3 separate regions of the Homo sapiens genome follow, and all the other regions are linked to region 1. Evidence: chromatin loops called from intact Hi-C (ENCODE). Cell type or tissue: CD4-positive, alpha-beta T cell. All regions are shown on one strand. Links, peaks and the distances in the headings refer to the core of each region. The heading gives the core; the rest is flanking DNA. Region 1 has its middle 55 kb from the start of LINC02725. Region 2 overlaps FLI1 (Fli-1 proto-oncogene, ETS transcription factor). Region 3 has its middle 68 kb from the start of LINC02098.

What was found. Hi-C counts contacts between places; a loop is a spot of excess contacts. Peaks named below come from ENCODE experiments on the same cell type or tissue, not always from the same donor. Only the 100,000 strongest peaks of a DNase experiment are listed, where the experiment ranks them.
Region 2: a loop joins it to region 1, with 3 times the contacts of the local background. A loop is called at or near these places in 3 of 110 quality-filtered maps.
Region 3: it touches region 1 in a loop (4-fold over the local background); 10 of 110 quality-filtered maps call a loop at or near these places.

The regions. Positions count from the first base shown.
Region 1 is chr11:128,037,463-128,043,377 of GRCh38, reverse strand. No RefSeq gene overlaps it. Among named protein-coding and RNA genes, the nearest start is that of LINC02725, 55 kb to the left of the region's middle. In CD4-positive, alpha-beta T cell, for the core only: CTCF peaks have their summits at 3,216, 3,462 and 4,476; DNase peaks (open chromatin) are centred at 3,537 and 3,997; H3K4me3 peaks cover 2,015 bases; H3K27ac peaks cover 3,704 bases.
Region 2 is chr11:128,774,091-128,780,005 of GRCh38, reverse strand. All of the region lies in intron 4 of FLI1 (Fli-1 proto-oncogene, ETS transcription factor), which reads right to left. Among named protein-coding and RNA genes, the nearest start is that of SENCR, 81 kb to the right of the region's middle. RefSeq lists an enhancer at 2,673-3,278. In CD4-positive, alpha-beta T cell, for the core only: CTCF peaks have their summits at 3,084 and 3,283 (motif pointing right); DNase peaks (open chromatin) are centred at 3,355 and 3,715.
Region 3 is chr11:128,274,153-128,280,067 of GRCh38, reverse strand. No RefSeq gene overlaps it. Among named protein-coding and RNA genes, the nearest start is that of LINC02098, 68 kb to the right of the region's middle. In CD4-positive, alpha-beta T cell, for the core only: no CTCF peak of the experiment used is centred there; no DNase peak of the experiment used is centred there.

The DNA.
Region 1 (5,915 bases), core at 240-5,239:
CAATTGTAGGTTATAAGTATATAATGTGTAAAACTTAGATAGATTGATATACACACACATAGAGACACATGAAATATATACATATATATATATGTCTGTGTGTGTGTATGTGTGTGTGTGTATCCATTCTCTTAGATGGGTGAGATCCAATTTGATCTTCCTATTTGTGGTTTCATTGACATTCCTTCCTTTTGCTAGGCATATATATATATACACACACACATACACACACATATACATATACGTAAATATAACAGATATATATATATAAGTCTAGCAAAATAAACATACTATTTAGACATATGAAAGCTAAGATCATGTGAAATAACCAGAAAAATTAAGAAGAGTTACCTGTGGAATAAAATGCCTGAGGAATGGGATGGGGTGGAACAGGATACTCTTTCACTTTAAGACTTTTAGAATTATTTGACTTTAGAAATCATTTACAGTTGTTACTGATATAACATTAAAACTATTTAGAAATTAAAAATTAAAAAACATTTTTACTATGTCTTTCCCTATTTATCAAGGGGGAGTTTGGAGCAGGAACAGAACTTGGGGGAAAAGAGAGAGCTGTTGTTTCCTTTGAGCATAAAAGTAGCCCTTGAATATCTTTGCATGAGGTATTAGGGCAGGAGTGGACAGAAGCAGGCAGGAATGTGACCTATGGATTTGAAACATTAGTTCTCAGTCCTCAGATCATGAGCCATGAAGAGAAGGTCACCAAAGGTTGTAACTATTTTTTTTTCTTTGTTGCCTGCTTCCATCAGTGCAAGCCCAGGTCCTGGCTCATTCTGCTCTACCCCCGCTGTGGAAATGGGGAGGACTGCCTGCCTTTCTGTCCATCCCACCCTGGCTCCCCTCACCAAAAGTGGTGGGGGTGTGGGGTTGCTGGTCGGGCTGGACTGTGAGCACTGACAGGGCCCATTAATCATGCATGTGGCAGGCATGCTATCTCTTTCATCTCCCCTGGGCTTGATTATTTAGGGCAGCCGTGGTGTCCTCTCACTCTCTCTCTAACCATATGCAAATATTTACTCCACTGATTTGTGTGCCACATCCTTTGGTTTCTTTCCTGATCATGAAGCTGATCATAGGAGTGAGATCTAAAGTTTAGGTGTGGGCTTTGGAGTGGGTGGATGCCAGCCTTAGCCCAATTTGGACATTAGCTCAAGCCAAGATATGCCAAGCCAGCTATTTCAGAGAGCCCTGTTTTTAGGCTTGGGTCTTCACCTAGCTTGCAATAAAATGCTACTTTATTTGTTAATTGTCTACTGATCCTTTCACAGGGATCATTTGGGAATCCTATTGGGGGCTGGGAAGGTAGATGGTTTGGAGGGCAAGATTCTGGTATTCCTGGGTCCCGGCTTCTCATCACCATTTAAAAAAAGAGACCCACTTTCACATTTACCTTCACTTCTAATAGACATCATGAAGAATAAATAATCATACTTACTTCATGGAAAGACTTTTTTATGTACAAATGTAAAGACCCAAGAACACATTGTTTATAGTCTTGTTTTCTCACAAATCCTTATACAACAGACCTTGATTATTCATGAGAGACCTAGGGATATTCATAAAGTCCTCTCCAGTCTAGAAGTCTAGATTGCCTATTGGAATTTCCATTCTTTCATGTGCTTTTATAATAATAATTATTATCATTTTATTTCTATTGAAGAATCAGAAACAAAACATTCCACATTGTGTACGTATATCCAAATATCACATTGTACTCTATAAATGTATATATTTATGTTTTGTCAATCAAAAATAATATTAACAATACATTAAAAAATAATTTTAAAAGAAACAAAAGGTCGTGCAAACAAAAGCCAAAATAATAATATGTCTTACAGTAAGTAAAGAATTAATAAATGTTGGGAAAAAACCAACATTCTGGTTATGGGCATTGATCTAATAAGTGTAGTTCCCCCCACCGAGCAATTTCATTATAAAAATGAAGATCATATTCTCTCTACTCAAATTAGAGGATTTCTAATTTTATGCAACTGATTCATCACTTAAATTCAGTAGATGAAACTCTAGCCACAAGACTTATTTCATGTAGGCTCTCACTAAATCACTGTACAATCAATGTATGGATTTGTGTAGGGGTTGGATAGAAGTATTTATCTTTATTTCCCTAATTGTCAGAAAATCAAATTTTGTCATTTAAACATTAATTTCCTCAGTCATTGCATCATGAGAAACTAGGAATCTGAAATTTGTCTCTCACTAACCTAACAGTTTTATTTGAAAAGTAGGTCCAACCCAAAGTCATCCCTCTTGAGAACAGACAACATGAGGTGGGCTTGCTGGGAACGTGTCTAACTACGGACCCTGAATTTCTTGGCCATGGAGTATATATAAGTTGAGTGATTTTTCTCTTGGAAGCTCCTGTTACTTATCCAGCTTCATGTTTTAAGCCTAAGCATTTTGCTGCAAGGAAGTCATTCAAATGTGTTGAAATATTAGTCTCCCACTGAAGAATTTTAAAACAACATGTTATTTCAACACTCTCTGCTTCAATAATCAGTTGTTTCCAGGCTCCCTGAGCCTCAAATCATATCACAGCTAAATCTTTCTTCTGCACATTATCTGAATATTTACCTTCCTGTCCATGTGGAAAGTAAAGACTGATTTCGATCTGGCTGTGAGAGAAGCCAGGTTGATGCTGGCATGGGAACATCTGTTAGATGGCTGAGCTCCAGCTCGGTCGTCCTATTTGTGGTTTTATTACTTTTGTCTCTTTCTTTCCTTGTACTGTTAATATTTTAGAAAAAAAAGATTGACATTTATTAAAATGAAAGTCTACATGGAAGTGCTAATTAAACTGAATGACATAAAAATCTCAACTGTCATCCAAAACATGTTCATCAAATGACACACAAATGATCACCAAGAGTCAGAATGTATTCTTCAAAACCTCTGGAATTGATTACTTTTGCTCATCGACTTCTTATAATAAGTGTCGCTTTGTTTTGTGCTTTACCTTTATTTTAATAATGAAATTAAGTAAGTTAAACATATATCAATTAAGCATGGAAAATGTCACTCATGTTAAAAAGGCACTCAAAAATCAGTCACTATTCCAGACACTGTGGAAGTGATACAAATAGATGAATGGTAATGCCTCTCCTACTAGGTCTACCAGGGAAAACTGGCATATACATTACTAATTCATGAAAGATCGTAATAAATAATATAAAATACATAAAATGCTATGCAAATATGGAGGGCGAAGGGATGGCTTCAACAATTTCTAATATATGTGTGAAAAGGATAATAAAGTATTACATAAAAATTACCCCATAAAATCCTCACGCATTTCCCCAACTTGTTCTTACAAAGACCATCCATTTTTGACCCGTGTTAAGCCCATCCCTACCCTCTGTCACAATTCACACTCCACAAAAGCTCTACAAATTACTGCCCACACATTGAAATTGGTTTCATATGCCTTCTGTCCCCAGCTGCCTGCACCCTGGCGATGACTGCCTTGCAACACAGTCATGAAGGGCGTCGCCTGTGTGGTTAGCAGAGTGTAGGTTAGGCCAGGAAGTCTTGTGTGAAAGAGTAGCTGTTGGTGGTTTGGCTTAGAGAGCAGGAGTCTTGCCAAGGATGGCTTTGCTGCTAGCTTTAGAAATGATGGATGGTGGCCACAAGGCTGTTTCTTCCTCAGGACTCAGAAAAAGTTTATGAAAAATGACACGATTGTACACAGATGATCTTGGCGAGCCACTCCAAGCTTACACACAGAGCCTATACTCTCCCTTGGTCAGAGGATATTTAACACGGGTGGTATTGCCTGGGGATTTTGAAGCTCTATATGCACTTGGAATTGGCTATAAAGGGTATCCCTGAGCAGAACAGTCAGAGATATTGAAAGTCCTCTACACACAAGCCACATACACTACACCTTCTTATACACCACATATATACACCACACACAGGTCATATACACCACACTTTCCACTGTATACCACGGATGTGGCCTTGGTATTTGTTTATTCATTGTTTTGTATTTTACAGTCCTTGCTCACCCTAGGGGTCAACATGAGGAAGGACAATAATTTGAGTTAAATTCCCAGAATACCTTTGACATTTCCTTTGCTTATTTCTTTAATGCTAACCCTCTGTAAGAGTGGAGTAATATCTTACCACATGACCATGAAAGTTTTGTGTAATAAAAGGAAGTGAACCAAGATGAATAAGATAAGATGCAGAACAAAATTTCCATGACATTTTACGCTGTTCATACAATAAAAAAATAAATAGAGAGACACATAGCTGACTTTGCATTAAGAATTAGGAAAAGCAGGGCACTTAGGATAAGAAGGTACATTCGTGACCTCTTGGACCAATGTCGGTCCAGTGCGTTGACATTTCTGGAACAGCATCTGGACATCAGGCATTTAACCAGATCATTGGGATTTAAAGACATGTAAGACGTGGTTACTGAATCCAAGGAGCTCACTGATCGAGAGAGGACACAGGCCAGCAATCTCTCACAGTGCCCTGTGGTAAGGGCTGAGACAGCCACCATACTCAGTTGCGCTGGGAACACAGAAGCAGCTCTCGGGGCAGACCCATAGGGAAGATGGAATAGGCTAAGGGAAGAGAAAATATTTGAGGTGGGTATTTAAAGATGAGCACAACAATCTCCTTAATCTATACATGGGAAAAATAGTGAGGCCCGGAACGATGTAGAAACGTTACCTGCGGGCCCAAAGATAACAAGCCAGTGTCCCTCTCTGACTTGGAAGAAGGAGGAGGGAAGAATCAGAGGGTAAAGAGCTGGGCAGCTGGACTGGTATGTGAATATCCGAGGCAGCCAGACACGCTGCATCGTGGGAGGGAAGAGTTCAATGCTTTCTGACAACAACATCAGTGGACATCTCAGGAATCCAAGAGAAACGGGGATGCCACCAGGTGGCAAAGGGGTGTGTGAGGACGCTTCCAGATCAGCTCTGCAGGAGAATATACATTTATTTTACTCCTTTTATTTGTAAGAAAATGTATTGAATTGTTAAGCATATTTTGTCCTGGTTTTAGCCGTTAAAAAATTCCAGTCAGTAAAATAACATCTGAGGATGCACAGAATGAGAGGGGCATTCGGGATCTTTCCTTCCACAGAGCCCCTCTGCTGGCTCGCCACCCCGTGAACCTCATTCAGCTCAGGCTGCTATTCAGAGAGAGCCCGCGGTCCCCGCCCCTATGCAAGAGCTTAGGGGGGGAGTTAAGACCGCTGCACAAATATATGAAATAAAAGGGCTATGGCAAATGAGTCATTTAAAGTATAAGGAATTGGGCTGGGCACTGTGCCTCACTCCTGTAATCCCAGCACTTTGGGAGGCCGAAGCGGGTGGATCACTTGAGGTCAGGAGCTCCCAGGCTGGCCAACATAGTAAAACCCCCTCTCTGCTAAAAATACAAAAAAATTAGCTGGGTGTGGTGGCCTGCACCTGTGATTCCAGCTACTCGGGGGGCTGAGGCAAAAGAATTGCTTTAACCCGAGATGGAGGCTGCAGTGAGCCGAGATTGTGCCACCGTACCCCAGCATGGGCGACAGAGCGAGACTCCGTCCCAAAAAGGAAGAAAAGAAGGAAGGAAGGAAGGAAGAAAAGAAGGAAGGAAGGAAGGAAGGAAGGAAGGAAGGAAGGAAGGAAGGAAGGAAGGAAGGAAGGAAGGAAAGAAGGAAGGGGAATTGGAATTTTTTTCCTCCTGGAAATGCTTTCCTCTCATGGTGTCTATTGGATTCCTTCTCTCGTTTGTCTTAGTTCATTCCTGGCTGTTCTTTGTTCCTGACTTCTCTTCTTTTGCGTGCAACCGAGACATTCTTTGGAGTTCCACGCTTGACTTTTCCTCTACCTGCAGGTCCCCCAGCTTCACTGGCAATGCTTACTGGAGCC
Region 2 (5,915 bases), core at 360-5,359, 740 kb before region 1:
TTACTGTATCTTTTAAAAGTTAGATGCACAAATACTTGCCATTGTGCTACGGTTGTCTACTATATTCAGTACAATAACATGCTATACAGCTTAGTAAGCTAGGAGCCACAGGCTGTAGCATACAGCCTCAGTGTGTAGTAGGCTATGCTATGTGGGTTTGTGTAAGTACATTTTGTGGTATTCACATGAAGATGAACTATCCCCATCATGAAGCAAAGCACGACTGTATGTTTATTAAGCAAAGGAGACTTTAAAATTAGACCTGCCTCTTATCACTGACTAGCTTTGTGCCCTCCACTGATTTCCCTCATCTCTTTGAGCCAGCAGTTTCTCATCTGTAAAATGGGCTAACACCACTCAATGGCATTATGAAGATTAAATCAAATAATGCATGCAATGTGCTCAGAATGGACCTTGGCTCATAAGTGTTCCATAAATGCTAGCTATGATCGTTACTATTTTTACATCCTTTCTCCCACAGATGTCACAATTACATACAATAGTTCTCTTTATACATGCGTTTACTGAACATTCGTCCTGTCCTCTGATTAAAGTTATGAATGGGTTCTGCTGCAATAAGAAATAATCCGGCACGACTGGAAGGAAGTGAAGAAATGGAACCAAATGTTCGGAGGGAATACAAAAAAATCCCAGAAGTAGGACCAAGAATGCTTGCCTCTCCGTCCCTGACGTTCTCTCCCTCAGGCTGAAACCTCACTGCTGGAGCAAATAAAGAAAAATGATGGTCTCCGAGGAGCAAACTGCCTGAGTCATTAGTGCAGATGTAGCCGAAAGCACGAACCTTAGATAAACCACATTTATTAAATTTCCCCATTGGTGAAAGTTCTTCTTTGGGCACACATGAATTCCACAGGAAACTCCCAGAAAGCTGAGAGAAAGGGTCATTTGACCTCTCCAAAGCTTGCATGAAATGTATATTTCATGGCAACCTAGGAAAAGGATTTTGCCCTAAAGACTGTTCTTGGTTCAAGTTTCACTCCTAGAAGGAGAGGCTGCCTTCCCCAAGGAGGGGCTGGTTGGGGGCATCTGGCCTCTCTCCCAAGGGACCTAGATTCCCTCCTCTTCTCCGATTTCTACTTCATTAGTTCCCCAGGCTCTGTTTTCTTAAGGAACTTGTTCTGATGCAGGCAGGTCCTCCTGGAGTCTGGCCTCCCTCTCTGTGGCTTTGGACTGCTTTCTCCTGCCTTGAGGCTCTTTCTGGCCTGACCCTGCCACAGGCCTGTGCTGCTGAGCTCCCCCACCTTCCCGATGCCAGCACATCAGGGTAAACAGGCCATGATGAAGGTGGTGGTGGGGACGCAGTGCTCCCTGAACATGCACGGTGTGCCAGACGCTTTCCATCTATTTTCTCACTTAATCCTTGCATAAGCCATACAGAGCCAGCATTCCCTTATTCCTTTTTACAGATGAAAGGAGCAACACTCAGCGAAGTCATATCATTTTCCCAGGATCACACAGCCAGAGAGTGCAGAAGGCAGGAGCCCCATCGTGGTCTATTCACAAAACCTGTCCTCAATCTGGCAGATCCCACTGCCTCCAGGCTAAATCGTAGAAATAGGCAAAACTCACCTATGGGGCTGGGAAGCAGGGTGGTGGTTAGTTTTGTGGAGGAAGCGGTTGTGGGGTGGAGAGAGGGTACAGGGGGCTGAAATTCTACTCCTTGGCCCGGGAGGTGCTTATGGGAGTGGGTGGATTCACGTCACGATAATGTCTCACGTAGCGCACTTCATGATTTTTGCACTTCTCTCTGTGTTGTACTTCAGTTCAAACTGAAGTATAAGATTTGCCTACTTGGTTATTTGTAAGTTTCTGTATATGTGTTTGTATGTATATATTTGTATATGGGTGTGTATGCATATACATATATCTATTTATTGAGGGCATTTTTGCTCTAAAAAGCATAAAGTAGCTCCTGCTGAGAATAGAATGGCCTTCCCAAAGTGCAAGCATGGGGAAAAGATCATTTTCCATTCCATGTTTGAATCCATGTGCTGCTAGAGACAGTACCTGGATCTGAAAGGAGAGGGGAGTGAGCAGTGTGAGGCTTTGCAGGTGTGGGGTAGAACCCCAACAATCACGGTTTCTGCTGCTTCACATTCCCTCAACCTAACCTGCTTTTCATCGGGGACACCTGGGCCAGGGGGCGCAAGCGTCCCAGTGCCAAAGCCTTTGTCTCCTGCCTCGCTGTGACCATAGAATTCACCAGTGCCCCCTCACAGCCAGCCTATTGAATCCAGGTCTCTCTTTTCTCTGGGCTGCACTGCTATATCAACAGCTCTGGCTGAGTGTGCAGGAGCGGGAGGGTGCAAGGCTCTGGGATCTTTAAACAACAATCCTGGCTGACTACTGGGTCCAGGGAAACCTGGCCTTTTGTTCAGCTGGCATTCTGTTCTCCTTCACCAGTCAAACCCAGGCCTGGAAGTGATAAGATTGCACCAGCTTAATTGCCCAGACTCAAAACCTCTGCCCGACCATCTGAGGCTGCAGGTGGAAAGACCAGAAAATGCAAAATGTGTTTTCCATTAAAGTTTAAATTAAAAATGGGAATGAAGATAGACACCCTTTCCGTGGTCTCCCGGTCGCGCAGTTTCATTCTTTTGAGCAGCCACTGTTTGAAGACGCAGTTTCTTAGTGTTTTTTTTTCCAGGTCAGACCCAGATTGACATACAAAACGAACTTGTTTGTAAAACTTAAAAAAGGCTCTTTTTCTTTCTGCCTCCCCACCTCCCCCGGGGCCTCGGGGCTCCCAGCCTTGCGCAAACTCCCCCCAGCGGCCCTGAGCCTGAACTGCCAGCCCGGCGCCCTCCGTTTCTTCGAGGTCCTTCCCCGCCTTGGCCTGAGAAGGGACAAATCTCGTTCCCGCAGCAGCTGCTGCGAAGGCTCCTCTGCCACACGGGGTGTGTCCGGGAGAGATACTGGTGGGGCCGACAGTCAGGCCCAGAGAAGGACAAAGTTAGCGTGGTGATAGGTTTGGCTTAATCGGCCTCCTTCCAGGAGGCCACAGGAAAGTTTTTGGAAAGCATTTATCTCTTGGTACAAATGACAACAGAAAATGCTGTGGGGGAAGTGGCCGGGCTGCCCACGTGGAAGGCCGGGAGTGAGGCTGCCTTGCCTGTGTGGCGCAGGCTGGCTTGCTGTCTCCAGGGCCGGGGGAACGTCGGCAACGCGAGGCCAGGGACTGGGACTCCAGAGGCCCTAGTCTGAGATGCCAGGTGCTCTCAATCGGCTGGATGCCTTTGAACCAATTTCTGAAGCTGTCTGGGCCTCAGTGGGTTCAGCTTCAAAATGGGTACTGTAGATAGTTGTCCACAAGGGGGCAACCTTTTTTCCTCTGAAGACAGAGCCTCGGTCTATCGCCCAGGCCAGAGTGCGGTGGTGCGATCTCAGCTCACTGCAGCCTCCCCCTCCCGCATTCAAGCGACTCTCCTGCCTCAGCCTCCCAAGTAGCTAGGATTACAGGCGCCCACCACCACACCTGGCTCATTTTTGTATGTTTAGTAGAGACGGGGTTTCACCACGTTGGCCAGGCTGGTCTCCAACTTCTGGCCTCAGGTGATCCACCCGCCTTGGCCTCCCAAAGTGCTGGGATTGACAGGTGTAAACCCTGGAGTTTCCCAGGACTCATGGGAATTACCCCCAAGAACCGTGGCCACCCCAGCCATCACAGTCCTCCTTGCATTTCCTGTGGTGGTGGGGGGGAGGGGTGGGCGCCTGTGTGGCGTGTGACACAGCTCCTCTGGCACAGCTGACACGCCCAGGTGTGAAGAACAAGCACCTCCCTAGCATGCCTGGCCATCAGACAGGGTCTGTAGGGGCACAGGGAACTGCTATTTCTTCTCTACCCTGGAAAATACATTTGCATTTAAAATGTAAAAGTCTAGCTCCCCTCCCAAACCACCAGAATAAATAGTCAAGCACCTTTTGTGAAATGTAAATTTGATGCCAAAGCTTCTTATCCTATGAAGTTTTCCTTTTTCTAGACTTTCTATAAAGCCCAGAAAGATTAGATCAGAGAAGTGCCACCAACTTGGACTCTACTGACTTCCAACCAGCCACAGTCTCAGGTCCCCGATTCTGCTCTATCAACTTTCCTTCACCCTGCAGTACTTCCTCCACCGGAGTGAAGGATCTCAGCTATTTTCCATCCATCTCTTGCTAAAGTGGAAATATCTGAGCCCCACCTTCCTCTCCAATGAAAGGACAAGATGATAAAGCACAAAGAATCAGCACCCTCTCCCCTTGCCTTGACTCATCGCCTCAAACTCTCCACAAGCACTGGCCTTCCTCCTAAGCACAGAACATCCACTGGAAGTCAGTCTGGAAAAACAATAAAGTGTTTGAAGGCTTTAAAAGCGTTTAAAGTGCTGGTTGTCACGGGGGAGTTCCCAGCAATCCAGAGCAGAAACAGAGCAGACACGATCGCCAGCCCATGGCCTCCTGCAGGCGCTTAGCAGCCAGCCACCACCTCACACTAGAGGGTCCCCAAGGCTGGAACCCCAAGGTAGACACCAATTAAAAAGCAGCATGAATCTAAAAGCCTTTTGCCTGACAGTGGATCATTTTAAGTCTAGGTTCCTCAAAAGGATATTTCAATACCATGTTGGGGCAAGTTTTTTTTTTTTTTAATTTAACACGATTATTTTAATTTTTTGCTTTCGCAGGCAGACATGGTTTTTCTATCAGTGCACAGACCACTTTATAATGAGCTTTTCCACCCAACATTGTATCCTAAGCACTTCTCATGGTGTTTCCCAATAATCATTTCAATGGCAGAACAACTACTTCCCATCTTGTGGATGTACTACTGTTCGCCACCATCCTCCACTCTGGATATCTGCCCTGCATTTTCAAATGTCTTCAGTATACAAGCTGGATTCCACCTCCTCTCCACTCTGGAAATATGCTCCACTAATAAGTCCCTTTTGGGAAACCTAATATTTTTATTGATTTGGGGGCACTTTCTGTCTATAAATATTCTTAAAAAGAAAGAAGCAATTTGCTTTTTCTTGCCATGCTATACCCCCCAAAATGCCATCCTCTGCACCTCCACTTCAACCTTGTTATCTGCTCTTCTCCAATAGAAGGTCTCTCTACTGGCGACCAGTGACCACCTTCTCAGGCATTTGTCTCACTTCAGCATCTGTGTTCCCATTGTTCGGTGGCAGGAAGTACTAGGGGACCTTGGGCTGTTTATGGACTGGTTAGGGCCCCGGGGTCATATGGCATGAATGGGCTTTCCCCACATGGAGAGAATGCCTTGAACATTCTCCCAACAAGGGCATCCGCCGAAGAGTCTCGAAGCACTGGGCCCTTTAACTAACAGTTCAGAGCATGCTGTCTATGCTACTGTTGTCCTCTCTACTCCTGGCAAATGAAGGAAAGGGCTTAGGGTTCCTGCAAACTCCTGCTGGAATCAGGTTGCTTTGCTGGTCTCTCCTTCTCATGCTAACCTCCACACACCCACCCTGGCCTGCCTAGATCACTGCAGGACTCTGTTCAAAGATCCTTATTTTTTAAAATTCCACAAACAGTTAAAAGCTGAAAATATGAATTAGAAAGTGCTAATTATCCAAAGCTCTGAAAAACTGGGTGGAAAATTGTCCCCTTTTTTGAAATTGTTTCTTGGGCTGACCTCATGTTGCAGCAAGACTCAGACATGAGGTAATTGCTCCGGAGCTAACAAATACTGCATCATCTACTTTCTCGCACTAGTTACCAGACGCCTCGGAAAGGTGACCAGAGAGCACAGAGGCACCAGTGGAAACTGCCAAAGCCAGTTTTTTGATTTTTCATTTCTCCAGCCAGCACGTGTTGCCCCTGCCCCATGAGGAACACTGTCGCTGAAGGGACAGTGGATTCCAAAGATGGGGAGTTAAAGGTCCACAGAACGATGG
Region 3 (5,915 bases), core at 658-5,657, 240 kb before region 1:
AACAGCAGAGGTGGGGCAAAAAGCTCATGAAAGAAGAATGAATAAAAATAGCTCTATTTGCTGTTTATGACTTAAGCATAGGAATGGGAAGACAGTCACTGTCAGCTGCTCTCTGGCTCATGAACTAGGTTGTAAATTTCACCAGTATCACAATGGAACAGTGTGTGTGAACTGCTAATATAAACTCTGCTTCTTGAAGGGAGTCCCAGGGGTTCCATGGGCTTAAACCCCATACTGCTAGGCAACAAGGATGTGATAGGGGAAGAGAAATATGAAGCATGCTAATTTTTCTGTTATTGTCAGAGATAGACAGAGACATCAAAAAACGTGTTGTTAGGAAAAGAATGTGTATACGAGTATGTAAGTTAAAAATGTAAGGGTAAATTTTAACTTCCAGTAAAGTGGAATAATGAATGGCAAAGCAATGTTTCTAATAAATTATAACTTAAAAAGCCAGATTAAAATAAAAAAAACATTTAAAGGCAGGGAGCTGTGGATGCAACAAAGCTGTCAGAGAAGAAGGTTCTGGAGAGGAGGAATTGCAGGGAGGTGAGTTGATCATCTGCAGCTACTTTGGGAAGTAGTTTCTGATTCTGGTGCAGATAAACTTGTTGTTTACCTGAAATTCAAATTTAACTGGGTATTCTGTATTTTTTTTTTTTTTCCTAGCAACCCTGGGCTTGAGTCAGGGAAGTGACGTATGGCTGGAGACAGAGTAATTATCGAAGCTTTGGGCTACAGTGACAAGACGGAGGTGCCTAAAACACACATCTAGACTAGTCGTTGATGTGGACACTGAATTACAAAGCCGTGTGGGATGGAACACTAAAAAGCCAAGTCAGAAACCTCTAAAAAGGAGAGGATTTCACTCTGCTAATGAGAGAAGACAAATCTAACCAGAAGAGGAGACCCGGTGAACACACAAGCTCTTGGTTAAAAGCCCCGATTAACACCATAAGAAAGAGGTGAGCTAGAAATAGGCTTAGCCTTACTAAATTTAATATGAAGTCTTAAATCAGCTCAGTCTCTACTGAGCTGATCGGCACCCCTCACACTATATTTGCCTACCATTATAAAAAGGGTTAAAGTGATCCGTACGTACTCTACCTGCCTACGAGAAAAACAAACCAACAAACAAATGACAACAAAATCAAGACAAAACAATAAAGCCCTCTTTAGAGGAAGAAAACACCATCTAAAGCAATAGAAACATACCCCTAAAGATCCAGGATTGGACTTATCAGACAGGGACTATGAAATATTATGATGATTACGTTAAAAAAATGGAGGGTAAAATGGAGAATTCCAGCAAAAACTTCAATCCATGAATACAAATCAAATGTAAATTCTAGAATTGAAAGACATAATAAACAAAGTTAAGAATAGATGGCTCTGATGGAAAATTAGACACAGCAAAAACAGAAGATCTTTAAACTGGAAGACAGAATAATAGAAAGTATACAGTTTGAATGCCAGCAAGAAGACAGGGTGGCAACTGAAGTAAAGAGCATAAGAGATATGTAAGTCATGGTGGAAAGAGAAAAAAAAAGACTGACATATCTGTTCTCAGAGTCCCAGAAGGAGAGGGGGAGGAGTATGAAACAGAAGCAATATTTGAAGAAACACTGGCAGAGAATTTTCCAAACTGACTAAAGACATGAAGAAAAATATTCAAGAAACTCAGCAAGCCCTATTCATAATATTCTATGCCATGGTATTATAACTTCTGTAAAGCAAAGACCAAGAGAAAATTTCAAAAGCAGACAGATTACAAATATGTGCATTATCTTTAAGGGAACAGCCTTAAGGACAATGGTGAACATGCCAACTGAACTATAAAATCCAGATGACAATAAAATAAGACCTCTAAAGTGCTGAAAGGAAAAACAAAAACAAAACCCTTGCTATTCAGAATTCTCAACTTAGTAAAAATATACTTTAAAAATGAAGGTGAATAAAATTCTAGCAGACACACAAATTAACTAAAGAAACTCTTTCCAGATAAACATTCAGTGCCCTAAGTTGGCAGAGAGCTTACAACACACAAACCTCAAACGAATATGCATACAGGAATAATGGGAACTCAGGAATAAATCTATGGATGGATGCACAAAGAGGTCTTAATGTCACCCTGGTCTTAAATAAGACCCCAGAGCCTCAGCATAACCCAGAAGATTGAAGGAAACCCCAACAATGACTCATGCTGATTCTCCACCTCTCTGGTGGGATGGATCTTTGGAGTGAAAATAGTATTTACTAGATAAAATAGCCTTTTTGCCCTCTACAGGGTACCATTTACTGAAAAGAATTGCTGAAGTCCAGATCTCTTTTTCCTGAAACCAAGATTTTCACCATAGTGAAAGTGATTAGTAATTTGTTATATTAGTTATTCCTCCACAGACACACATCTTTTATGTTTTTTGATAAACCTAAAATTATTTTTGATTTCTGATAAACTGGTAAAATTATTAAAAAGAACAAGATTGTGGGAAGGGCTCTGCGACAAACCATTGGGCAACCATAGACATTTACTATGTGATCTAGGTTGTTACAGCAACAAAAAGCACTTGGGTACGAATCCACATAAATGTGTTTTTAACTGTTCTAGATGAACCTGGAATCAATGGAGAAATGTACCATGTTTCTGGGAATAAAGATTAAATATCTCAAATATATCAAATCCATATATTAATTTATGGATATATAGTATGATTCCAAAAACATTCAGCCTAAGGCTTTTTGTATTAAAAAATTATTTAAAAATAATTTGATGAAATAATTAAAGAAGATTTTTGAAAAAGAGGAATAACCAGAATTCACCAACTCTATCAAATATTAAGATTTATCTAAAGCAGTAATACTTAAAGTAGTATGGAATTGGTGAAAACACAAGTGTACTTACAACTTCAGGCAAGGTGGCTTAATAAGTAAATACTTTGAGATTCCCCGCTTCTGCTCCAAAATTATTGAATTAATAGATAAATCATAACAATAGAAAAATTAAAATGTTAGCTTTCTCAAAAACAAAATGAACAGACCAAAAATTTGTGTGAATGAAAGACACGCCAATGATAAAGAGAATATTTTAAAAGAAGCCAGAGAAAAAGACACATTACCTATAGGGAAAAAACCATAAGAATGACTGCGAAATTCTCATCAGAAATAATGCAAGCCAAAACATAGTGATCCACATTTTTAGTGTTGGAAGAAAAAAAAAAACTTGTCGTGTAACAATTCCATATCAATCAAAACTATCATTCAGAAACAAAGGCAAATAAAGGTGTCTTCAAACAAACAAACAAAAAATGCTGAGAAAATTAATCACCAGCAGACCTGTACTGAAAGGAATATCAAAGGAAGTTCTTCCAGCTGAAGAAGAATGATATTCATTGGAATCACAGATTTGCATGAAGGATTGAAGAGTGCCAGGGATGAAAGTTTACAGTGCAAATGTAGACATGGCTCAAATTCACAAGGGTAAATACCTTACCCAGGAAAACTCTCAGCTGTGTGCTGTTGTAATGAAAAGAGAGGACATTGAGAGAGTGACAGGGCACACTTAATCCTGTGCGATTCCAAGAAGAAAAACCAGCATGAATGCAATGTTTTTTGCCTCACATCATTGACAATGCTTAGAACACACTGGGATTCCCGACATTGTCAGATTGTATACATTTAGTCAATTTAGTGGATGTGAAATCATATGTAATTATGGTTTATTTTACAATTCTATCATTCTAGTGAAATTGGCATCCATTAAAATATTTGTTAGCTATTTATTTCTTCTTCTCAGAAGAGCTAGTTTATCTCTTTTACTCATTTTTCTATTGGTCTATCTTTTTTCTGAATGATTCATAGAAATTCTTTTGTTAGGTTGAACCATAAGAAATAGCAATATTCGATCATTTTAGATAGACAAAGGAGGCAATTTCATATGGTTCAATGTAATCTATTTTGGGAAAAAGTCTCTTTTTGGTTATATGTGTTTTAAACATTTCCAAGTTTATGGCTTATCTTTCCTCTCTACTCATGGCCTCTTTGATGAATATGTTTAAATTTTAATGTAGGCAAACATATTAATATTGTCTTATAGATTTCCAGATTATGTGTCTTAAAAATTATCTTCAACCCTGTGATAATAAGAATATTCTCCAATGTTTAAAGATTTTAAGCTCTGACTTTCAAATTTAAACTTTTAAGAAACGTGGAATCTATTTTAATGTATGGTATCAATTAGATATCCAATTTTATTTTCTCCTTTATAAAAAAGCAATTACCTTAGCCTCATTTATTGAATTATCCAAACTTTCTCACTGATCTGTAACATAATTTTAGTTATATTTAAGTGTTTATATATGTGTTCTGGAGTTCTGTTCCATTGTCTGTTCCTTGGCCAATTATCTTAATGATTTTGTTTTATACCTGGCTTTATACCTTGGTACCCAGAAGGCCAATCTTATTTCTTCTTAAGGAGTGGCTTTGTTATTCTTGACATTAGATTTTCAAAATAATTTTAAGATTACTTTTGTTTTTGGACCATAATGGCTCTGTTAATTTGGGAAAGAAGTAAATTTATAACAGTAAATCTTATTAAAAGGGCATAACAAAAACATGACATATGAATTCTCATAATTTACTTGAGACTCCTTTGAAACCCTTTTGAACTAACCATTTATTATTATGAGAATCCCTCTTCAAATCTGGTGGTGTCTTACTTTAAAGTCTACTTTTAAAGTTTTCTTTAGTGTTTGATGAAGAGTGGCAGTCATGGGGAAATGTGACAGAGGACAAAGGGTCTAATCTAATGATAATATGCTGGGAGGAACTCAGCAAAGTCTGTTTGTTCAGTTTCTTCCTTGTATCCCTGTGTCTTCAGAGATAAGGCTGTTCATTTCCTTTGGGTATAGGGAGGGTACCACTTGAAGAGGGCTTATAACCTGCTTCAGGGGAGAAGGGCAAGGGGAAGGTAAAAGCTACCCTTCTACTGTTTTCTCAGATGCCAGATTTTGGGTAGCATGTCCTGAATCCACCAGTACCTTGCCCATGGAGACTAGAGCTGGGTATGGTACTGTTACCAGAAGCTTGGTAGCTCCAAAAGGTGGGATCTTTCCACATTCAGTGTTGCAGAGCCAATACACAAAATTGAAAGTGAATGTCAGTAAGAGCAAGTTTTTTTTGATGGCCAGAGAATGGAGAAGCGGGAAGGTGGCTCACAAATCAACTTCTCGACTAGTGAAGTGTGAATAGGTTAAAATATACAGTTTCCATTGTGGAAAGCAGTGTGGCAATTCCTCAAAGAGCTAAAAACAGAGCTACCATTCAACTCAGCAATAACATTACTGAGTATATACCCAAAGGAATATAAATTGTTCTACCATAAAGACACATGAATGTTTATGTTTTTTGCAGTAGTGTTCGCAATAGTAAAAACATGGAATCAACCTAAATGCCCATCAACGGCAGATTGAATAAAGAAAATGTGGTACATATACACCATGGACTACGATGCAGCCATAGAAAACAATGAGATTATTTCCTTTATAGAAACATGAATGGAGCTGGAGGCCATTATCTGTAGCAAACTAATGCGGGAACAGAAAACCAAATACCGCATGTTCTCACTTATAAGTGGGAACTAAATGATGAGAACACACAGACACAAAGAGGGGAACAACAGGCACTGGAGCCTACTGGAGGGTAGAGGGTGGGAGGAGGGAGAGGATCAGAAAAAATAATTATTGGGTACTAGGCTTAGTACCTGGGTGATGAACTAGTCTGTATAACAAACACCTGTGACATGAGTTTATCTATGTAACAAATCTGCACATGTGCACATGTACCCCTGAACTTAAAAGTTTAAAAATAAAAACAATTAAAAAATTAAAGATATGGCTTCTTTAATGAAGGGGTTGGAC